Regions from separate parts of the Homo sapiens genome. Here region 1 is linked to region 2. The links are chromatin loops, found by intact Hi-C in ENCODE. Cell type or tissue: GM12878. All regions are shown on one strand. Links, peaks and the distances in the headings refer to the core of each region. The heading gives the core; the rest is flanking DNA. Region 1 overlaps NDST1 (N-deacetylase and N-sulfotransferase 1). Region 2 holds the start of LOC124901107 (a long non-coding RNA gene).

What was found. Peaks named below come from ENCODE experiments on the same cell type or tissue, not always from the same donor. Only the 100,000 strongest peaks of a DNase experiment are listed, where the experiment ranks them.
Region 1: it touches region 2 in a loop (7-fold over the local background); 5 of 110 quality-filtered maps call a loop at or near these places.

The regions. Positions count from the first base shown.
Region 1 is chr5:150,556,911-150,568,134 of GRCh38, reverse strand. It overlaps NDST1 (N-deacetylase and N-sulfotransferase 1), which reads right to left. Exons shown (of 15, transcript NM_001543.5): 15 at 9,924-11,224. Among named protein-coding and RNA genes, the nearest start is that of NDST1, 54 kb to the right of the region's middle. RefSeq lists an enhancer at 10,858-11,027. In GM12878, for the core only: a CTCF peak has its summit at 5,082 (motif pointing left); a DNase peak (open chromatin) is centred at 5,054.
Region 2 is chr5:150,620,730-150,631,953 of GRCh38, reverse strand. It overlaps LOC124901107 (a long non-coding RNA gene), which reads left to right and starts at 5,009. Exons shown (of 3, transcript XR_007058995.1): 1 at 5,009-5,291; 2 at 8,840-8,919; 3 at 9,293-11,031. It also overlaps a transcript of SYNPO not described here. RefSeq lists silencers at 4,846-4,915, 7,115-7,274, 8,193-8,487 and enhancers at 4,374-5,087, 5,088-5,803, 5,565-5,904, 7,416-7,915, 8,255-8,454 and 1 more. In GM12878, for the core only: no CTCF peak of the experiment used is centred there; a DNase peak (open chromatin) is centred at 5,733; H3K4me3 peaks cover 2,500 bases; H3K27ac peaks cover 2,213 bases.

The DNA of each region.
Region 1 (11,224 bases), core at 3,821-6,320, 63 kb after region 2:
CCGGGGGGAGGAGGTTGCAGTGAGCCATAATCCCATCACTGCACTCTCGCCTGGGCAACAGAACGAGACTCTGTCTCAAAAATAAATAAAATAAAGTGGAAAAAACAAGTTTTGGTGAGGATGTGGAGAAATTGGAACCCTTGTATATTGCTGGTGGAAATGCAAAATGATTCAACTGCTCTGGCAAAAAGTTTGCTGGTGCCTGAAAAAGTTAAACATAGAATTACCTTATGACCCAGCATTTCCCTCCTACGTCTATACCTAAAGGAATTTCAAATAGATAATTGTACATGAGTATTCATTGCAGCACTATTCACAATAGCCAAAAAGTGGAAACAACCTAAATGTACATCAACTAATGAATGGATAAACAAACATACCAATAATGGAATCGTAGTCAGCCATTAAAAATGAAGTATTAACACAAGCTACAACATGGATGAACCTTGAAAGCACATTGAGTGAAAGAAACCAGGCACAAAAGGCCACATATGGAAGAAGGATTCCATTTATGGGAAATGTTCCGAATATGCAATTCATTGAAACAGAAAGTGGTTCAGTGTCTGCCAGGGCCTGAGAGAAGGGAAGAATGAGGAATGACCACTTACTGCTATGAGGTTTCTTCTTGAGGTGATGAAATGTTCTGGAATTAGATAGTGGTGATGGTTGCACAATTTGCTAAAAACCACTGAATTATACACTTTATTATTTTGTGTATGTAAATTATATTTCAATTTACATAAACAGAGCTGCCTTGAATGCCATGTATGTATTTTTATTGTGGTGAAATACATATAACATAAAATTTGCCATTTTAACCATTTTAAAGTGCACAATTCAGTGGCATTAGTACATTCACAATGTTACACAACCATTGCTACTATCTATTGTCAACACTCTCCATCACCCAAGGAGAAACTTTGTGCTCCTTAAGCAATAACTCCCATCCTCCCTCTCCCCTCAGCCATGGTAACCTCTAGCCTACTTCTTATCTCTGTGAATTTGCCTATTCTAGATATTTAGTATAAAGGAAATCGGACAATATTCGTCTTTTTGTGTGTCTGGCTTATTTTATTTCACATAATGTTTTCAAGGCTAATTTATGTTGTACCATGTATCAGAATTTCTTCCTTCCTTTTTTGTGGTGGAATAATATTCCATTGTATTATATACCACATTTTATTTTCTCATTCATCTATTGATGGACACCTGTGCTCTTTCCAGCTTTTGGTTATTGTGAATACTGTTTAACCTTTTGATGAAACACTAAACTGTTTTCCACAGTAGCTGTACCATTTCACATTCCCACTAGCAATGTATAAGGGTTCCAATTTCTCCACATCCTCATCAAAACTTATTTTCCTTAAAAAAAAAAAAAAAATATATATATATATATATATATATATATATATATATATATATATATATAGCCGGCCACATGTGGTGGCTTATGCCTGTAATCCTAGAATTTTGGGAAGACCAGGTGGGCAGATCAGCTGAGGTCATGGGTTCCAGATCAGCCTGGCCAACATGGTGAAACCCCATCTCTACTACAAATACAAAAATTAGCCGGGTCTGGTGGTGGATGCCTGGAGACTGAGGCAGGAGAATTGCTTGAACTCGGGAGGTGGAGGTTGCAGTGAGCCGAGATCACACCACTGCACTCCAGCCTGGGTGACAGAGCAAGACTCCGTCTCAAAAAAAAAACAAAAAACAAAAAACAAACAAACAAAAAAATTATAGCCATCCTAGTAGGTGAGAAGTGGTTTTGATTTGCATTTCACTAATGACTAATGTGTTGAGCACCTTTTCATGAGTGTGTTGGCCATTGTACGTCTTCTTTGGAGAAACATCCATTCAAGTCATTTTCCCATTTTTTAATTGGATTGTTTGTCTTTTTGTTGTTGAGTTGTTCTTTATATTTTTTGGATATTAGGCCCTTATGAGACATATGATTTGCAAATATTTTCTCCCGTTATGTGGATTGTCTCTTAACTCTCTTCATAGTGTCCTTTTTTCTTTCTTTCTTTTTTGAGACAGGGTCTTGCTCTGTCACCCAGGCTGAAGTGCAATGATGCAATCTTGGTTCACTGCAACCTCCACTTCCCAGGCTGAAGGGGTCATCCCACCTCAGCCTCCCAAGTAGCTGGGACCACAGGCACACCACCATGCCCAGCTAATTGTTGTATTTTTTGCAGAGATGGGGTTTCACCATGATGCCCAGGCTGGTCTTGAGCTTCTGGTCTTAAGTGATCCACCCACCTAGGTCTCCCAAAGTGCCAGGATTACAGGTGTGAACCATGGCGCCTGGCCTTAATGGTGTCCTTTGACACACAAAAGTCTTTTAAATTTTAATGAAGACAAATTTATTTTTTTTCTTTGTTGCCTGTGCTTTTCGTGTCATATTTAAGAAACCATTACCAAATTCAAGGTCATAGATATTTGCACTGATGTTTCTAATAGTTCTAAGTTTAGCTCTTAAATTTAAGTCTTTGATCAATTCTCACTTAGTCTTGGCATATGGTATGTGGTAAGGGTTCAACTTCATTCTTTTGCATGTGATATCCAGGTTTTGGAGCACTATTCTTTCTCCAGTGAAAGGTCTTAGCACCCTTGTCAAAAATCAATTGGCAATAGATGTGAGGGCTTGTTTCTGGGCTCTCAATTCTACCCCAGGGTCTATATGTCTATCCTATGCCAGTAGCACACTGTTATAATTACTGTAGATTTGCAGAAGTTTTGTTTTTTTGTTTTGTTGTGTTTTGTTTTTGAGACAGAGTCTCACTCTGTTGCCCAGGCTGGAGTGCAGTGGTGCGACCTCGGCTCACTGTAACCTCTGCCTCCCGAGTTCAAGTGATTCTCCAGCCTCAGCCTCCCAAGTAGCTGGGACTACAGGCACGCGCCATCGCGTCCAGCTGATTTTTGTATTTTTAGTAGAGACGGGGTTTTGCCATGTTGGCCAGGCTGGTCTCGAACTCCCAATCTCAGATGGTCCACCCACCTCGGCCTCCCAAAGTCCTGGGATTACAGGTGTAAGCCACCGTGCCTGGCCTGCAGTAAGTTCTGAAATCAGAAAGCATGAATCCTACAACTGCGTCATTTTTTTTCAAGATTGTTTTGGCTATTCTGAGTTTCTTGAAATTCCATATGAATATTAGGAATTTTCATATTAGGAATTTTTTTTTTCATTTCTGGAAAAAAACCTATTGGATTTTGATAGGAATTGCAAAAAATCTGTATATTCCTTAACAATATTAAGTCTTCTAATCAAACATGGGATGTCTTTCCATTCATTTAGATCTTTAATTTCTTCAAGAAATGTTTTATAGTTTTCTGTATTCAAGTTTCTCACCACCTTGATTAAATTATTCCTATATATTTATTATTATTATTATTATTATTATTATTATTATTATTATTATTATTTTGAGAGAGAGTTTACCTCTTGTTGCCTAGGCTGGAGTGCAGCAGCATGATCTCAGCTCACCACAACCTCCACCTACAGGGTTCAGATGATTCTCCTGCCTCAGCCCCCCAAGTAGCTGGGATTACAGGCATGTGCCACCACACCCGGCTCATTTTGTACTGTTAGTAGGGATGGGGTTTCACCATGTTGGCCAGGCTGATCTCAAACTCCTGACCTTGGGTGATCCACCCGCCTCGGCCTCCCAAAGTTCCGGGATTACAGGTGTCAGCCACCACGCCCAGCCTATATTTTATTCTTTTTGATGCTATCATAAGTAGAATTGTTTTCTTAACTTCCTTTTTGGATTGTTCATTATAGTGTATAGAAATTCAATGGATTTTGTGTATTGATTTTGTATCCTGAAATTTTGCAAAATTCACTTATTAACTCTAATAGTTTGTGTATGTGTATGAATTCTTTTGGGTTTTCTAGGCATTAAGATCATGTCATCTATAAATAGAGATAGTATTACTTCTTTCTTTCCAATTTGGATGCCTTTTGTTTTTTTCTTGCCTAATTGCTCTGGCTAGAACTTCCAGTATTGTGTTGAGTATAAGTTTCTAATCTTAACTAGAAGTTATGAAAACAGACATCCTTGTCTTGTTCCTCATCCTAGGGGAAATGCTTTCAGTTTTTCACCATTAAGAATTATGTCACTTGAGCCCAGGAGTTCTAGACCAGCCTGGGCAACATGGCGAGACCCTGTCTCTACAACAAAAATAAAAAATTAGCCAGGCGTGGCACGTGCCTGTAGTCCCAGCAATTTGGGAGGCTGAGGTGGGAGGATCGCTTGAGCCTGGGAGGTCGAGGTTGCAGTAAGCCACGACTGTGCCACTGCACTCCAGCCTGGGCAACAGAGTGAGATCCTGTCTCAAAAAAAAAGTTATGTTAGCTGTGAGTTTTTCACATATGGCATTTATCATGTTGAAAGAGTTCTTTTCTAGTACTAGTTTGATAAGCGTTTATATCATGAAAGGGTGTTGGATTTTGTCAGATGCTTTTTCTGCATCAATTGAGATGATCATGTGGTTTTTTCCCCCTTCATTCTAATAATGTGGTACATTACTTTGATTTTCATATGTTGAACCACCCTTGCATTCCTAGGATAAAACCCACTTGATCATGGCATATAATTTTTTTGTTTTGTTTTGTTTTTTGAGATGGAGTCTCGCCTTATCACCCAGGCTGGACTGCACTGTCGCAATCTTGGCTCACTGCAACCTCCGCCTCCTGGGTTCAAGCGATTCTCCTGGCTCAGCCTCCCGAGTAGCTGGGATTACAGGTGCATGCTGCCATGCCTGGCTAATTTTTGTATTTTTAGTAGAGATGGGGTTTTGCCATGTTGGCCAGGCTGGTCTTGAACTCCTGACCTCAGGTGATCCACCTGCCTCAGCCTCCCAAAGTGCTGGGATTACAGGTGTGAGCCACCACGCCTGGCCTGCAATTTTCTTTTCTTGTAGAGTCTTAGTTTCAGTATCAAGGTAATGCTTGGCCTCATAGAATGAGTTGGGAATGTTCTCTCCTCTTTAGATTTTTGGTAAGAATTTAAGAGAAGGATTGATGTTAATTCTCCTTTAAATGTTTTGTAGGATTCACCAATGATGCCACCTGGTGGTAGGCATTTCTTTGCTGGGAGTTTTTTGATTACCGATTCAATCTCCTGACTTGTTACAGGCCTATTCAGATTTTCTATTTCCTCTTGAGTCAGTTTTGGTAGTTTGTGTGTCTCTAGGAATTTGTCCATTGCATCTAGAGCATCTGATTTTTTAACGTGCAGCTGCTTATAGCAGTCTCTCATGTTCCTTGTTTTCCTGTGAAGTTGGTGTTATGTGTGTGTGTTTTGAAGGGTCATTCTCAGCGCCTCAGATCACCCACCACTTCCATTTCAAGGTCCCAGGAAGAACAATCAAATGTAATGAGTTTCCACATTGAGTGGGCCACTTGACTCCTCAGCCCATCCTCATCTGCCTCAGGACAAAGGTGGCAGTGCCACCCCCAGGCTCAGGCTCAGAAATGGGGTCTGTATGTGTGTGAAACCAGGAACTGGCAGAGACTTTACTGAGCACTCACTGTGTAGCAGGCTCCTGCTGAGGGCTTTCCAGACACTGTCTCTTCACTCCTCACAACATCTCTGTCACCTCAGTCCTGTGACTATCCCCACTTCACAAAAGCAAAGACTGAGGCTCAGAGACATGAATTACTTGACCAAGGTCACACAGCCAACACTGAGCCTGTATTTGAAACCAGATCTACCCGGCTGTGCATATTTTGACTACTGTGCTGCACAGCCTATTCCTTCCCAAGGGAGAACACCCCAGAATGGGGCAAAGGCCAAGGAATTCAAGCTCCAGTTTTTACCCCCACTCCCTGAAAGGTGTAATAGAGCAGAGCTTCTCCAAGTACCCATGCAGAGGAGCCCTCCATCTGCTGCCATGCAGAGCAACAGACACCCTCCACCAATTACCCATGCAGAGGAGCCCTCTGCTGCCATGCAGAGCAGTAAATACCCTCCACCCACTGACCAGAGGCCCCCATGGAAAAGCACAGTGCAGAATAGCCTGAGGGTACACACCAGCAGGGTGTGCATGCTCACGCAACTGTTTGTATATGTAAAACAATTTCTGGAAAGATCCACAGAAACTGCTAATGGTGGTTTCCTCTGAAGAAGTGAGTTGGAGGACAAAGGTCAGGGAGTGGAAGGAGACATACATCTCACACCATTCCCTGTTTGTACTTCTGTTTTAGATTTGTAGGTACACATACTGTTAGGCACCTTTAACAGCTTCCCAGGATCACCCAGTCCCCAGCCCTGAAAAGGGCAGAGCCAGGCTCGGGGAATTGTCCCCACTCTGCCTCATGGTCATGGCATTTCCCTGTGCCAGGACACATTCCCAGCCTCAGGCCCAGGGGGCAGGACAGCCTAGTGGACTCCAGGCTGTGGAGTCTCATGGATCAATGACTACCAGCTCTGTGATCCTGACAGAGTTACTTAACCTCTCTGAACTCAAATTCCTCAAATATACAATGGGAATGATAATACCTACCTCAGAGGATTGTTATGAAGATTAAAAGAGGCCGGGCAAGGTGGCCGATGCCTGTAATCCCTGCACTTTGGGAGGCTGAGGCAGGAGGATCATTTGAGGCCAGGAGTTCAAGACCAGCCTGGGCCACATGGCAAAACCCCATCTTCACAAAAAATACAAAATAATTAGCCTGGCGTGGTGGTGCATGCCTGTAATCCCAGCTACTCAGAAGGCTGAGGTGGGAGAATGGCTTGAGCCCAGGAGCTTGAGGCTGCAGTGAGCCGAGATCACTGCATTCCAACCTGGGTGACACAGTGAGACACTGTCACAAAAAGAAAAAATTTTAAAGATAGCACTTGATAAGCAGAGGGTCTGCCTGACAGGATAAGAAATACTTTTTATTTATATTATTTAATTTATTGATGTTAATATTGATAATATTATTGCCCCACCACCATTAACCACCAGCCCAGTCTTCCCGGGAGGCATTCGCGCTGACTACACTGTGAGAGGCTAGGATAATAGTGCCCCCTGGTGGACATCTTTTGGACTGCATCTGATGAGTACCTACCATCTAGTACCACTAGAGAAAGAACAGGAGTCAAAATTCAGTTCCATTTCTTCCTTTTTACCCCTAAATATTAGGTTGGTGCAAAAGTAATTTCAAAAAACTAATATCTCACATGTACTTCATTAGATACTCTTACATAACAGTAAAATAATCAAAACCAGAAAATTGAACATCGGTTGAATAGTATTATCTAATCCACACGGTCCATCCTGACATTCTGCTAGGTGTCCCTATGGTATCCTTTATAGCTAATTGTTTCATGGTCCAGGACCCCTCCAGGGTCACACATGGCATTTGATTACCACATCTCTTTAGTATCCTTTAATCCTGAACCATTTCTCAGCTTTTCTGTATCTTTCATCACCTTGACATTGTTGGAGTTCAAGCCAGTTATTTTGCAAAATGTCCCTCAATACGGATGTGTCTGTCTGTTCCCCTTGGCTGGATTCATGTCCCGTGTTTTCGTTAGGAATTTCCCAGGTGTTGCACTGGGTCCTTCCCATTGCATCATATCGGGAGACATGGTGTCAATTTGTTCCAGCAATGGTGATGTTAACCCTAGCTCCCCCGTCTGTCAGCTTGGGGAAGCTAAGCTCCCAGGGCCAGAGAGGAGCTGAGACTGGCCTACAGTCACAGGAAAGTCAGGATCCTCAGCTCAGGGTCTTCACGAATGCTTAGGATAAATGCAGCCAGGCAAGAAATTGATCACCGGCACCTAGGCCTCCTCCAGATCCTAACTCCATAGGAGCTTAAGGGCTGGGTAAAGCAGTGTTGGCCTTCATCGCATCGTCATGTAAGTCTAGCTGCTTGGAGTCCCCCTTTCTGCTTTGTCCATTTCTATTTTTCATTAAGACTTTTTCATTCCACAAATGATATGCAAATGCATTATCCTTGTCTTATATATATTTCAGCCAAGGCTGAAGTCTCCTTTGAAAGTTCCCCTTCTCAGTCTTTCCTCCCCTAGTATCAGTTTGATATGAGACGTCTATCTACAACCCCAGGAAAAATACAAACTGTAGTGTTCTCTTTCCATGATGGTCACATTGTATAAGTCTGTCATAGAAATTTCCCTGGCAGGGCTTGGAGACTGAGCTCATTACTTTCAACTGAATCATCATTACAGTGAATGGATACACTGGAGGTTACCTAGCTGAGACCCTGTGGATGGACATCTAGGTTGTTCCCAGCGTTTTCCTATTGTGAAACACACTGCCCTACACGCATGATCCAGGCTTCTCCAAGGTAACTCCCCACCTCTAGAAGCCCAAACCACTCCTGGGGCACCAGATTTACTGGGTGGACATCCCCGTGGGGGGTGAGGAGGGGCTGATGGGCTGCTACTCATTCAGCCTATTAGAACTGCAGGACTTTTAGGACCTCTGGAAGCAACTGGGCTGGGTTTTCACAATGTGTTTTGAGAAATCTTAGGGTTCCAAGATAGCCTGAGAGACAGGGAGGAGGTGAGCTGGGAAGAGTCCAGAGCTTCACTCCCACTCCAACCACAGAGCACCCCCACCTTTACCTGGTTTTCAATTAAGTGATTCTTTCAAAACAGAATCTCAGCTGTATGTAAATTCAAAAATCCCTGTTGCAGGCTGACCCCTCAGTTGGCACAGTCACCTTTCTGCACCATGCCTCTGGATCTGCTCTTGTCCATGCAGCCTCCAGCTGTGTTCTTGCTGGTGAGGGCCACCTGACCCAAACCAAGCTCCCAGCTGACGAACTGCAAAGAGGGCTCTGCAGGTGCTGCCCTTGTGCCATCAGAGGTGGCACTGTGGTATTTCACTTTGAACATACTGGGTCCTGGGAAGCAGGACTGCCCAGCTGTGTCCCCAGCATGCCCCTCCTCTGTCCCTCAGAAGCTGTGCACATTTCTGGGTACCGTCTCTGACAAACATGGTGGCCTGATTCAGTGTTCCCAAACTTCCCTGAACACCAAGGAGTCTGTTAAAGTACACAGTGCTGGGTCCCACCCCAGAGGTTCTGAGTGAGCAGATTTTGGGGGAGCCCAGGAATGTATATTGTTTAAAGCTTCCCAAGGGGATTCTGAAGGAGCATGTCTGATCACCTGCATTGCAGACACTGGCCTGGGCCCCTACCTGTGAACTCTCCTTCTCCAGGCAAATCTCGAGTCTGGCCCTCAATTAGGCTGTGAGGGCTTCAGTCATTTGTTTTACCCTAAGTTTTCCTGGACAGTGGGGCTCTCCGTATTAATTAGAACCCATAGGAACCATGGATCTGAGTCAGAGTTTCCCACTCTGAGCCAGAGTTACACTGGGCTGCCTCAGTGTACTGGAGGGCTCCTTATAAATTCCTCAGTGTACTGGAGGGCTCCTTAAAGATGTTGGGCCCCACCCCACATCTGCTGGAGCTGAATCTCTGGAAGTAGACCTGGGAATCTGCATGTTTTAGGCAAGTTCTTCAAGTGAGGCCATGGAGTCCAACTCCCTCCATGCGTCTAAAAGGTGAGGGAAATGGGATAAAACAGTAAAAGTGGCTTGCCCCCAGCTACAATATACATTAGTAGCAGAAATTGTTCCAGCCCCCAAGTCTCCTCTCGGTCCAGTGCCCGACACCCAGGGCTTCTGAGCAATCCAGCTTGTCTGAGGGCTTCTATCACCTGAGATGCCCCCTGTGGCTGCCCTAGGATAGGCCTCTGCTGTATCTGGGAAATCTTCCATTTATAACCCAGTGAAAATGATCTGCGTTGACCAAGTCACCATGTGTATAGGTGTGTGCATACATGTGGGCACGTGTGCATGCCTGAGGTGGCAGGGACAAGCGGGCTTTGGCCGTGCATGCAAACACCCCTACTCCACCCTTCCCTGCGGGCCTTGCAAAAAGGTCAGACAGGACCAAGGTGTACAAACAGAACCCCACTTTATTAGCAGTTAGTTCGAGATTGTACATTAATGGAGGAAGGTCTCACCTTTAACACAACCCAAAACGGCTGGTTCGAGAGCCCTCATCAGGCGAACTGGATAGCACCCCCTCTCCCCACTCTCCCCACCCCCCTACAAGGGAAGGAAACCTCTGCCTGCTTCCCCAGTGTGCCCCCCACCCTCTCCAGTCGGCCCTCTCCTCTCCCAGGAAATGACATGAATTTCATGCACAAATTACAAAAGGAGCCCTCTTGCTAATAATAAAAGCTAACACAGTCATAGAAAACCCTCTCCTCCCTCATTCTCCTCCAGGGCCGGAAACAGTAAGAGCAGGAGGGATGAACTTCTTAGGATAAAACGCATCCAGTTTCCCCCAGGTTCCTGGCATTGACCCCACAAAACCCTATGCCAGTCCCTTAGGGAAGCTGAAAACTCGCCAGCCGTCTGAGCTGGCAAGGGCAGCCAGCCCACAGCTGTCAAGCCAGGAACCCAGTGTTGCCTCAACGGCCTGGGCAGCAGGGGGTCTAGGCCGCCCCCTCATCCTCACATCAACTAGAGCAGAGGCTGCCTCCTTTGATGTGTGAAAATCCCTGCTGTGGCCCCTATCTGCTCATTCTACAGATGAAGAAACTGAGGGCCTGGGAGGAAGATGGTCAGGCAGCTACTAAATGCACCCGGCTGGGATGAAACTTCACAGCTCCTGCTGCCAGCCAGGGCTCTTCTCACACCACAGCTTGCGGGAGGCAGTTCCCCATGTAGGCTTTTCCCTGCTGCAACTGAGAGCCTGGCTCTGCTCCAGTGCACACAGACCACGGGTCTCCAGGAAATGAAAACCCTGGGACCCCAAAATAGAAAGAGAGAGACATATGATGTGTTTGGTGCCCTGTGGCCCATCCCCAGGGTCGAAGGCCCAGCCTTCAGGCATGCAGCCTCCTCCTTCCAGAGCCCTGTGTCCTTCCTTCCAAGGCCCAGATATTACGGCCTTCTCCAGGGAGACTTTCCGGCCCCCCCAGAGCTCTTGCTCTAACTGGCCCCTCTGCTGTTTTGGCACTTGGTACAGGTGACAGTGGAGGCGCATCTTAGGCAGAAGTGAAGCTGTCAAGTCAGCACAAAAGGCAAAATCTCATGTAGCCTAAATTATCCTTGAAAGTACAGGGGATAGAAGAAGTGGTTATGCGACACCATGAGCAAACAATCTGACAAATTCAGAATGTGGGGCTTCAAAAAGACAGCAGGCCTAGGGCCTCAAAAACAATGTCATTTAAAAACTCAAAGTGAGCTG
Region 2 (11,224 bases), core at 4,429-6,928:
ACAAGCTGACCCTCCTTTGTCCACAGACTCCCACAGGGAATAAAAGGAAATAAGAACTCACCTGAACAGGGGCACTCAGCTTGAGTGACCGCAGCCTCCTGCCCAGGAACGCACTCTCACCAGCTTGCATCTGAGGCCTGCTGGGCCTCCATAACCCTCCTTGAAGAGATGGGGGAGAGAGGGCCCCAGACTCTGCATTTAGCCACCTCAAGAAGTGGCTGGGGGGGCATGAATGGGGTCTGTCGATAGCACTATCAGGGTGGACATCCAAGGGAAAGAGGAAAGGAAAGGAGCAAAGACCCACCTCCTAGATCAGCACCAGCATGCTCCTCTTTCCTATGATCCGCCTCAAGCCCCTTCGCAGGCTCCAGGCCCTGTACCACCAGCCCCACTGCCCTGACCCCTGCGCTGCAGCTCCCGTCGTGGTGCTTCACCTCCCAGCCTGCCAGGCTCCAGCCATGCTGACCCTCTTTCTAGTGCTCGGCCAGCCCAGCACTTTCTCCCCTCAGGGCCTCTGCACTGGCTGCTCCTTTTCCTAGAGCTCTTTCTTCCCTTGCCCCCTTGGCTGCACCTTTCTGACCACACTTCTCATCCTTCAGGTCTGTTCACAGGTCCCAAGGCCCTCAGAGGTCACATTCTCCTGCCACAACACTCTCTGCCTCTTCCCTAAACGCTCATCAGCTTTGTAATTCCATAAGGATTTGTTTTCACGTCAGTCTGCCTGTCCCCGCAGGGCAGGGACCTTGGCTATGTCCATGCCCCTGTGCCTCGGCCATAGCTGGGCCTGAATAAACATTTGTTGACTAAGTAAAAGAGCAAATGCATGAAACACTGCTCACATCATGACTGCAAAGCCTCCTGCCTTCATGCTCCCATGTGACCTCACTCACCCGGAGTTGTACAGGATTGGGATTTGCACAATTATCTGGGTACTGGCCTCTGCTCTGCTGCACCCTAGCTGAGTGGCCACTGCAGGTCACCTCTCTGAGTGGGGTCTCCTGCAGTGTCTGTCAGGTCTAAATGAGAGAAGAAATCTGGGAAAGAACTTTGATTGACAGCATTACTCTGTCAATGTTTGAGGCCCAGAGAGGGAAAGGGCTCATTCAAGGCCACACAGCCAGTGTGTGGGGATGCCAGACACCCCTGGCACAGCTTAAAGTCCACAGCTGAGCTTCAGGCCCACCCAAGCTCAGTAAGAGCACCATCTGCCTGGAGGCTGGGCAGGGATGGAGGAGGGAGAGGAGAGGGTGGATGGGAGCATTCAGCCTCAGGCCCAGAGCCAGGGTATGGTGGGCGGGGCCCCCAGCAGGAGACCTGAGTGGGGCCTGGCAGCCAGGCATGGGGGAGCCAACTGGCTCAGGTTGGGTGGTGGCATGCTTGTTCTCCGTGCGCGTGACAGTCTATTTTTTAATCAGTACTCTCCCCATCCCCCAACTCCATGTGCCCTCCCAAAGGGCCCCATATTGGGAATAATGTCCTGGCTGAGGAGGCCAGGGCCACCTTAGGGATCCATGGGAGGGTCCCCAACATCTCATCTTCCTATGGAGCCCACAAGAACTAAGCGGCCCAGAAGGCAGGACAGGAGGCTCAGGGATGAAGCGTGTCCTCTGCCTGTGTGACCCTGGGCTGCTCCCTAAACACTCTGACCTCAGTTTCCCCTAACTGTACAATGGTGGCGGTGTGCCAGACTGCGTGGGAGTTTATTACAACTCAAGCACTTAGGAGCCACTCAAGTTCCAAGGCACTAACAACGCCCACTCATCAGGCCATGGCAGAGCCTTCCATGCCCACAGTGACTGCAGGGCACCCTTGATCCTCTCTGACCTACTGCCAGGGGAATAGAAAGGTTGAGCTGGTTCAAGGGCCAATCTCAGAGCCCCGGACCCTAGACCCAGTGAGGCTCCTCCTTCCAGGACCTAAGCTTCAGGGATGATGAGGATCAAAGATGAATGCTGTCTGTTCTGGGATAGGTGGCTTGCTTTTTCTGAGCCCCTGGCACTCCATCTAGTGTGGGAGAGACCATGTTGCGAAGAAGTTAAGCACACAGTTTTTGGGGCCAGACTGCCTGTGTTTGAATCTAGCCACTTACCAGGTGTGCGACCTTGGAAGCTCACTTAACCAACTTCTCTGTGCCTCAGTTTCCCATCTGCAAAATGCTAATAACAGTACTCACCTCATGGAGTTGTTGATGCGTAAAGAACTTAAAGCACCCATGGTACATAGTAAATAACAGTAAACAATCATTTTTCAAGAACTGTGGCTTTTATCTTTCAAGCACTCTTAGACTCTAAGAGATTTTATTCTGGAGGATTACACGCAAGGGTCTCAGGTTAGCCCACTCTCCTGTCCCAGGGGCTCATCCAGCCTGCCCCTTCCTTGACCCTTGACACCATGGTGTCAGCCCCTCCTGCTAGCCCCATGTTCTTGGTGACAAGCCAGTAAGGAGCTTTGTCACACCCATGATCCCCTCAGATCCTTACTAGCCCATATCTCAGCAGTCAGAAGTGAAGCCTGAGGCCCAGAGGAAGCAAATGATTTGCCCAAGACCACCAGCCAGTCAGCTAAGAGCGGAGGTTCGAGCATCCGTTCCTGAAGCTCAGTCCAGGCATTTTCCGCTGTGCTTGTGCCTATTCTCCCACCATCAAAACCTGTTCCTAGGCCGGGCATGGTGACTCATGCCTGTAAGCCTGAGGCAGATGGATCACTTGAGCCCAGGAGTTCAAGACCAGTCTGGGCAACATAGCGAGACACTGTCTCTACTAAAAATACAAAAATTAGCCGGGCACGGTGGCACATCTCTGTAGTTCCAGCTACTTAGGAGGTGGGAGGATCACTTGAGCCCAGGAGGTCGAGGCGGCAGTGAGCCATAATCATGCCACTGCACCCCAGCCTGGGTGGCCGAGTCAGACTCTGTCTCAAACAAACAACCCAACCAAACAAACAAAAAAACCTGTTCCTGGCCAAACATCAAAAAGTAACTTATACTGAGATACAATTAGTCTTAAGCGAGAGCCCATCTCCTTAAGAACTTGCTATTTCTATTTTTTTGCTGGAGTCTCACTCCGTCTCCCAGGCTGGAGTGCAATGGCGCGATCTCGGCTCACTGCAACCTCTGCCTCCTGGGTTCAGGCGAGTCTCCTGCCTCAGCCTTCTGAGGAGCTGAGATTACAGGCATGCACCACCATTCCTGGTTAATTTTGTATTTTTAGTAGAGACGGGGTTTCACCATGTTGGCCAGGCTGGTCTCAAACCCCTGACCTCAGGTGATCCCCCTGCCTTGGCCTCCCAAAGTGCTGGGATTACAGGCGTGAGCCACCACACCTGACCGCTATTTTAACAGAGATCAAAACCTCACAATACCTAAATGGTAGCTCATTTTTTTTTAGCATTTATCATCATCTCATTTAATTTTCAGAACAACAGTATACAACAGGGTCTATTATTGTTTCTATTTTATAGATGAGGAAACAAAAACCCAGAGAGGTTACATAACATAGTTAAGATCTCCCAGCCAGCCAGGAAGGGAACCCAGAGGTCCAACCACAGAATCTGTGTATTAGCCACACATGAGGCATGCCTCCAAGAATTTAGGAGTAGACTGAATTTTGTTCCACCCGCAGCAACCCTGGGAGGCTGGACAGGGTAGGGTAGGGCAGGGTCTGCACAGTACTATACGACCCTGCCTCACCGAGTGGAAAAGCTGAAGCTAGGCTGGTGGAATTTCAGGCAGCAGCAGCCAGTTGGTAGATTTCATTCCAAACAGAGGGCTTGTGTAAGCCTTTGGAATTACAGGGCCTACAGGCTGCTTCCATGTTGACTCCTCCTCTGGCCACACTGGGTAGCAATTGAGCCCCAATATCCAGGGACAGTTCACAAAAGACTCTGACCACACACACACACACACACACACACACACAGAAACACACACACACAGAAACACACACACACACACACGACTAACTTAGCAGAGCCACTTTGCAGGCAGGCCCAGCCGCCCCTCTGACCAGATCTCAGGTGGAGCTCCTTTGGATCTGCAGTCTGAAGCCCCTGGGGATGCAACCAACACCCCCACCCTCCAGTCCCTGCCACTGGTCCCAGCCCCTAGCCCCAGAGCATGACCATCTTCTGGGAAACCTTTCCTCCCAACCAAATCCTCCCCCACCCCAGCTTCCCCATTCTTCCAGACTCCAGTTGCAGATACACCTTCCCCAGAAAGCCTTGAGCATTGCTTCAAATAAGATTCAGGTCTCTGTTCTGAAGTCACCTCTGAGAGAGGACTTTCCTAATCACCAACCCCCGGTAGCCCCCTAACTGCTCTCCATCTTAACAGCATGACTTATTTTTTTATGGCACTTTTACCTATCTGAAATTATCTTGATGATTTATTTGCTTCCTTTTTTCTTTTCTATCTCCCCAATTAAAATGCAAGTGCCTTGAGGGCAGGGGCCTGTCTGTCTTATTCACTACTGCAACCTCAGTGTCTAAGCACCCATCCCAACCCATTGCTAGCCAGGGACAGTGAGGCCCATAGAGAGAAAGGGATTTACCCAAGGTCACACAGTAAGTGAGTGGGCAGCAGAGGTTGGCCTAGCACTACAGCCCAGGGCACTTGGCCCATCTCCACCCTTCCCCAGTTGACCCTCAGCAGATCTATCCTGCTGCTGTCTCTTCACTACAATGGGGACCAGAGCCTGCAGGGCCTCACCAGTAGCACCCCCCTGTACTTCCCCGGGCCCACGGTGCCCTGATCTGGGCAGCCCTGCCTGCTTCCCCTCAGTCCCTCCCTTCCTGGCACCAGCAGCTCCGATGAGCTCATGTCTAGAAGCCTGGGAGCTGCCTTGAAGGAAAAGGTGCCTCCCAGGCCAGGCAGGGGCCCTGGAGGTGTGCTCAGCCTTGTGGGAGGGCAGCCCTGGCAGGTGGAAGGAGTGTGCTGACTCCTGCCCTGCCCACCTCCCAGAGCTGTGACGTGGGCTCAGGAAGACACATGTCAGCCCTGGAAATGGGCTGTGACTAGGGGTGGAGAGAAGATGGAAGAAGGTTCCTCCCATGCTTCTCCTCTCTCTCCAGGTGCTCCATGGACACTCATGTCGCCATTCACCTATTAAGGATGTGCTCTTTCCCAAGGAGAGGGAGCTCTGTTGCCTCCTTCCCACAGAATCACTCTGTGCAAACCTCTTCCCCTCCTTGGCCCCAGTCTCCCCAATTCTAAAATCGGATACTGGATAAAATGCCACGGAAGAACCTAGGGATGCACCAGGAACCACGCGCCTGAATGCCACAGGTTTGATTTGGTTGGTTTTTTTCCTACCTTAAGGGATGGGGAGTAGATAAGGGCAACAGCTGACTAGGGAGGGAAGGAGTTAAAGGCCTTATTTAGCCATGTAAATGCTGGTTCCAACCACAGCTTAATTTAGGTGTCAGTTGTGGGGTTGAGGGGAGCCGGCCCATGGCTTGCAAAGACGGGGCAGGCCTGGAAAGTGGGGGCTGCAAGCCAGAGTGGTAAACAACATTCCTGGGGGAAGTTTGAATATCAAGCTAGAGTGATCCTAGGCCATCCCCTTCGTACTGATGGAAAAACTGAGGACCAGAGAAGGGGAGGAACCAGACCAAGATCTCCTAAGGAGACAGAGGAAGGGGATGCCCCACCCAGCAAACAGGGTTTTTCAGCTCCCCGGGGGGTTTTCAACTCCCCTGAGGGATCTCATCTGCCTGCCTGAGACAATATGGCAAGTAGTGGGGGAGCACATCAGTTCCAGTTTGTGGCTGTGCCCCCCAACATGGAATGGGCCAGGCCTGGGCTTGGTGACAAGGCAGGCTGGCGCCAGTAAGGCTTCCAACCCCTTGCCCCAGTGTACCCTAGACCCCCATCAGCATCCAGTTTCACTTCCACTTTCTAATGGACAGGGGGTAGGGCACCCTCTGACTAGCCCTACAGCTACCACCAGCACTGCTGTCCACAGTGCAATTTCCCCCTCAGGGGCTACCCTGCCAAACCCTCTCACCGGAGGCCAAGAGAGCAAGGGTCTTGCTCCAAGATCACATAACAAGTTGGTTTATTCCAGTGCCACCTGCCATTCAGGACAGGGTGGGGGATGGGGGATGGGGCACATGCTGCTTCCCACTCAGCTCTTGTCCCTTCCAGACAACCTGGACCCCATGGACGGAGTTCCCTGGCACCTTCCGGAATACGCCCATAACTTGGGGTAATGGGGGGAGCAAAGGAGACCTTTTCCTGAGTCCTCAAAGAGGTCCTGCCAGGGCTCTGGACAGTGCCCCTGATTCCACAGCGCAGCGGTTAGAAAGGAGCCGAGCCCTCCACTAACTTCACCTCTGGGGCCTCTCTCTCACCTTGGCAAGGAGGGCAATTGCAAAGATGTTGTGAGGCGGGCAGCGCAGGACAGTTTCCCCTCTCCCTGTAGGCGCTGGGGAAAGGCCTGGATTTCTCCAGGTAGGGCTTGGGCTGGGTGGTCCCCAGGGTGTGACTGCTCTGGCATCCTGTGTGCCCCACCGGCACAGCCAGACCCCAGAGCCCGGTCGCCCCGCCCGCAGGGAGGAGTGAGGAGGCCCAGCACTGGCCGTTCCCGCTGCCCCCACGGCGCCCATGTTGGTCAATTCTGGGCAGAGCCCAACCCGCCTGGGTTATCCTGGGTCAAGTCGGTCCGACTTTTCCCAGAACGGGCTTGGGGAGACAGACTCTGGGCTGTTGCCCACCTGTAAGCCTGGGGCTGCCTCGCCCTGATCCGCTTGCGGGGAGGGGCGCAAGGGCTGGAGCCCCCACGCAGCCCAGGAGGGTAGCTTCCCGGCGTCAGGGCGTCCTCCCGCTCCTCAGCTGCTCGAAAGCCTCGATACCCCTCCAGCCCCCCACCTACAGATGGGGAAACTGAGGCCCAAAGTGTAGAAGCGACTTGGCCAAGGTCACCCCGCGTGCGAGGACTGGAGCCCAGATGTGCCACCTCCTCCTGGGCGGCGCCGGGAATAGCGCAGGTGGGAAGGGGCGAGGCTCGCGCGGTGCCCGCACCCCTGCCAGGCCAGCGCCCCTCACTCACCTCCAGCCGCTGCGCACGGTCCCCGAGCTCCCGGGCGCCGCCGCCTCGGCACACCTGGCCGCGTCCGTCAGCGCGCCCCGCCCCGAGGTCCCCGCCACCCCCGCCCCGCGCCAGGCCCAGGCTCCGCGCCCGACGCCCCCTCCTCGCCGCCGCCACCGCCACCGCCTAGCGGGCTGCTCCGGGACCCCGGGCTGGGAGCCGGGAGCGCTGGGCGGGCGGGCGGGCGGGTGAGCCGTGCTCCTGCTGCCTGCTCCCCGGGGCCCTAGCGCCGCCCCTCCCGCCCCGCCCCGCCCAGCCCTGGGGGTGCGACTCCCTCCTCCACCCGCTCAGCCTCCCATCTCCAGGCGGGGGCACCTCTCTTTCCTCTCGCTGTGCCTCACTCTCTGCTGCCTGGTTGTCTGTCTCTCCGTTTCCTTATCATTTTCTGTATCGCTAGGTCGGTCGGTCTGTCCTAAAATCCTCCTATCTCCTTCGGCTAGGAGGGAGACAGTTTCTTTGTGTCCCCTTTTCTTTTCTCTAACCCACCCACTACCCACTTTGAAATCTGCCTTTGTGATTCTGTCCCCATAACTGGTACCACCTCCCACCCTACCTCTTCCTGGCTCTCCTTTCAGACCTGGGTGCTCAGGCCCATCTTCCCCGCTATGTCTCAGCCCCAGTAACTAGAATAACTGTCTCTCTTGGTAGAACTTAGGCAAATGGGCACTGAGAAGGGTGACCATGTCCCCACCCACCTGCTGCCATCCCCTGACTTCACCAGTGGGTCAGCAACAAGGCAGGGTGCTGTATGGCAGCTCTGGGGCTCAGCTCCCCACCTTTCACTGAGCAAAATGCCATTCAGATTGAGCGTGCGAAGCCCCATGGCAGTGGCCATGTACATCAGAGTCACGTGGGATGCTGTTAAAAGTCCAGATACCCACATTCCAGCACCACTCCCATTGAGGGCACGAGCTGGTGGGCTTGGCACAGGACTGATGGCAAGTACCCTCCACAGCCCCAGCAATTTTGAAACAGAACCACGGTTGGAGAAATGCTGGTCTAGGTTTTCACCGAAGTTTCCCCGGGTTCCCCACCCCCTTGACCAGGGTGGTTCCACTTTCATCTGTCTTTTGCATCAAGAGTTGTGTGTTTAGATTTCTGCTAAAGGAAGTTAGGAATGTGCTAGCGTAAGCCCACCCCACACAAGGGCCTGTGAAACACAGACCTGCAGGTGGCCTGGGTTTGGGATGTCCCCTGTTCACACTGGGGAGACTCAGAATGCAGGAACCCTCCCTGGCAGTTCCCATTTCTCCTCCTGGCCTCATGGGCTTCAGAGAATTCCTCTGATCGTGTGGCTGCTCTGCTCTCATCATCTTGTACCCAGGGTAGAGGGCAGGTTGGGAGAGTGAGGGGTGGGGGTGGGATCCTGGGACCCCCACCAGGTTGGGGTATCGCTAACCCTGAGAGTGCCTGCTCTAGGGAAGTGGCTGCAGCCCAGCCTGTGGGAAACCAGGAAGCTGTGTGTGGGTGAGAGGAAAAGAGAGAGAGAGGCTAGGATTGCTGTGTGGGTGGTATGAAAGAGAAAGAGATGTGGAAAAGAAAGGAGAGAAAGTGATTCGGTCTGTACGTAGGTGTGTGACAGTGGGTGTGCAAGAGTGGCTAGGTCTGTAGGAGAGAATGTGTGAAAGATTTCAAAGTGTAGGTGTGTAGCAAAAGGAAATGGAGAAAAGAACATGCTTTTCACCTGTATCTATGAGAGGGAATATGTGTGTTTGTGTGAGAAAGTGTGCCTATGTCTGCTTATATGTTTTCAGATGCAACTGCAGCTCTGTAAGCAAATCTGAGACGTGTTCACATGTGGCAGCTGTGCATGGGTGAGGGGGCCTTCAGGAAGGTATGTGCCAGTGTGTACCCCATGCATGGATGTGTGTCTGAGGGCCTCCATGTGTGTGCAGTTGTGTGAGTGCATATGTGTGATGGTTTGCATGAGAACATGGCATCTATACATCATGTGTAGATACATGTGTGTTTACGGATGGATGTGAAAGCATGTATGTGTGAGTGCATGGTGAGGTGTATGTGAACCTGTGAGCAGTGCTCCTCACCATCACCCTCCTGTTACAATCACTGTGGAGCAGGGGAGTGGAGGGGGAGTAGGCAGCTTCCTGCCCAGGCTCCTGCTCCATCTGCCCTCTCTGTCACAGCCTGAGGAGCAGGAGCCTTGTTCTGGGCCCAGTGACCACTGTCAGCTGTTAACACGCACACAGGTCCCTCTGCCTGAACAAAACAGACATGTCCAGTGGCAGGACTCATCTGACAACACAGACCCACACCCCTCCCCACCCCAGAGGCTCAGAACAGTGTCCACTAGAGTTGGAAGTGGCTCTAAATCTGCTACACACCTCCAGCCTCCAATAACAAGTGGCCACCAGCAAAGGCAGGGAGGCATCAGCGGTGAGTACCCAGGTTTCCCCCAGAGCATCCGAGTGGGAGGGAATTTGGCTTGGCAAAATCTTCCAACAACTCCCAGAGCCTGAACAACCTTTTCCCAGCCCCAGGTGGGTGGAAGAACACAGCCTGCTGCCTCATCACCATGGAGACAGGCAGTAGAGAGGGTGGTTAAAAGCATGGGCCCAGACCTCCTGGGGTTCAAATCTCAGCTCCTCCACCCACAGGCTGTGAGACTTTGACAATTCACTTAAATTCCTTATGCCTTAGTTTCCTCATCTGTAAAACAGAGATAAGAAAAGTATGAACTTCACAGGATTGTTTATAGGATTAAATACTCCATATGGCGCATTTAGCACAGTGCTGGGCAGCTGAACTGGGAGGCATAAGCCCTGGGTTCCAGCCCTAGCTTTGCCACCAACTTACTGTGTGAGTTTGGACAAGTCACTTGCCATCTCTGGCACTCAGAGTCTCCATCTGCACAACAATCTCAAGAAACGCTACCAGTTATGACCAGCTGAGACTTTGGGGAGGGCAGCTTAGCATGGGGCTGTCTTGGTGAGCTGGGGGCCCTAGTGTTGGCTGAGGCCTGATCATGAGCTCTACACTACCCTTTCCTCCCCAGATCTATTTTCCCAAATTGGCAGCAGCTGATGGCATCTCTCTGTACCCTCTATCCCTCTAGCCTGCCCACAGGGCCCTGTGTTGCCCTGCTCAGCTGGTACTCAGGCCTTGGAGAAATGGCACTGGTACCCACTGACCCCAAACAAAGGTATCTGCAGTGCCCAAAGCAGAAGATATAGTGGCTCATACTTAAACCTGCCTGTGAGCCCTCTAGAGAGGCAGGTACAATTGCGGAAGGATGGATGTAATTGTTTGAAGATGCTCATAATCCTTCGGCGGTAATGGCAGGAAGCTTTAAAATGAAGCCCTAATCCGCTAATAACCTGGCAGCCCCACAGCCTTCTTCCCTCCTGATCTCCAGGAAGGGAGAAGGAACTCTAGCCACTCCCTTTCCCAAGGGAGCAGAAAGGCAAGTGTGGGCTCTGACCCAAGACCACCGGATTTTGACTCTCCTGCAAGACCCAGCTTCCTTCCTGCCTCCATCTCCAAGAAGTCTTCCCTGCCCATTTCATCCTTCTGAAGTCTTTTCTGCCCCCTCTGTCCCTAGAAATATTCTAGGACAGAACTGGATGACAGACTGGCTGGACAGTAAAGAAAGGAATGAGGCCTGGTGCGGTGGCTCACGCCTATAATCCCAGCACTTTGGGAGGCCGAGGCAGGCAGACCGCCTGAGGTTAGGAGTTCGAGGCCAGCCTGGCCAACATGGTGAAATCCCATCTCTACTAAAAATACAAAAATTAGCTGGGCATGGTGGCGGGCACCTGTAATCCCAGCTACTTGGGAGGCTGAGGCAGGAGAATTGCTTGAACCCGGTAGGCGGAGGTCGCAATGAGCCGAGATCATGCCACTGCACTCCAGCCTGGGCGACAGAGCAAAATACCATCTCAAAAAAAAAAAAAAAGAAAAGAAAAGAAAGAAAGAAAGAAAGAAAGAAAGAAAGAAAGAAAGAAAGAAAGAGAAAAAAAGAAAAAAAGAAAAAGAAAGGAATGAACCATACTGTTCCAGGCAAGAACACAATCATAGTCTCAGCTCTGGCACTAGCTGTGTGACCTTGGGTAGGGGACTTAAATCTCTGAGCCTCAGTTGCCTCACCTGTAAAATGGGGAGAATAATACCTGCCTGCCTTG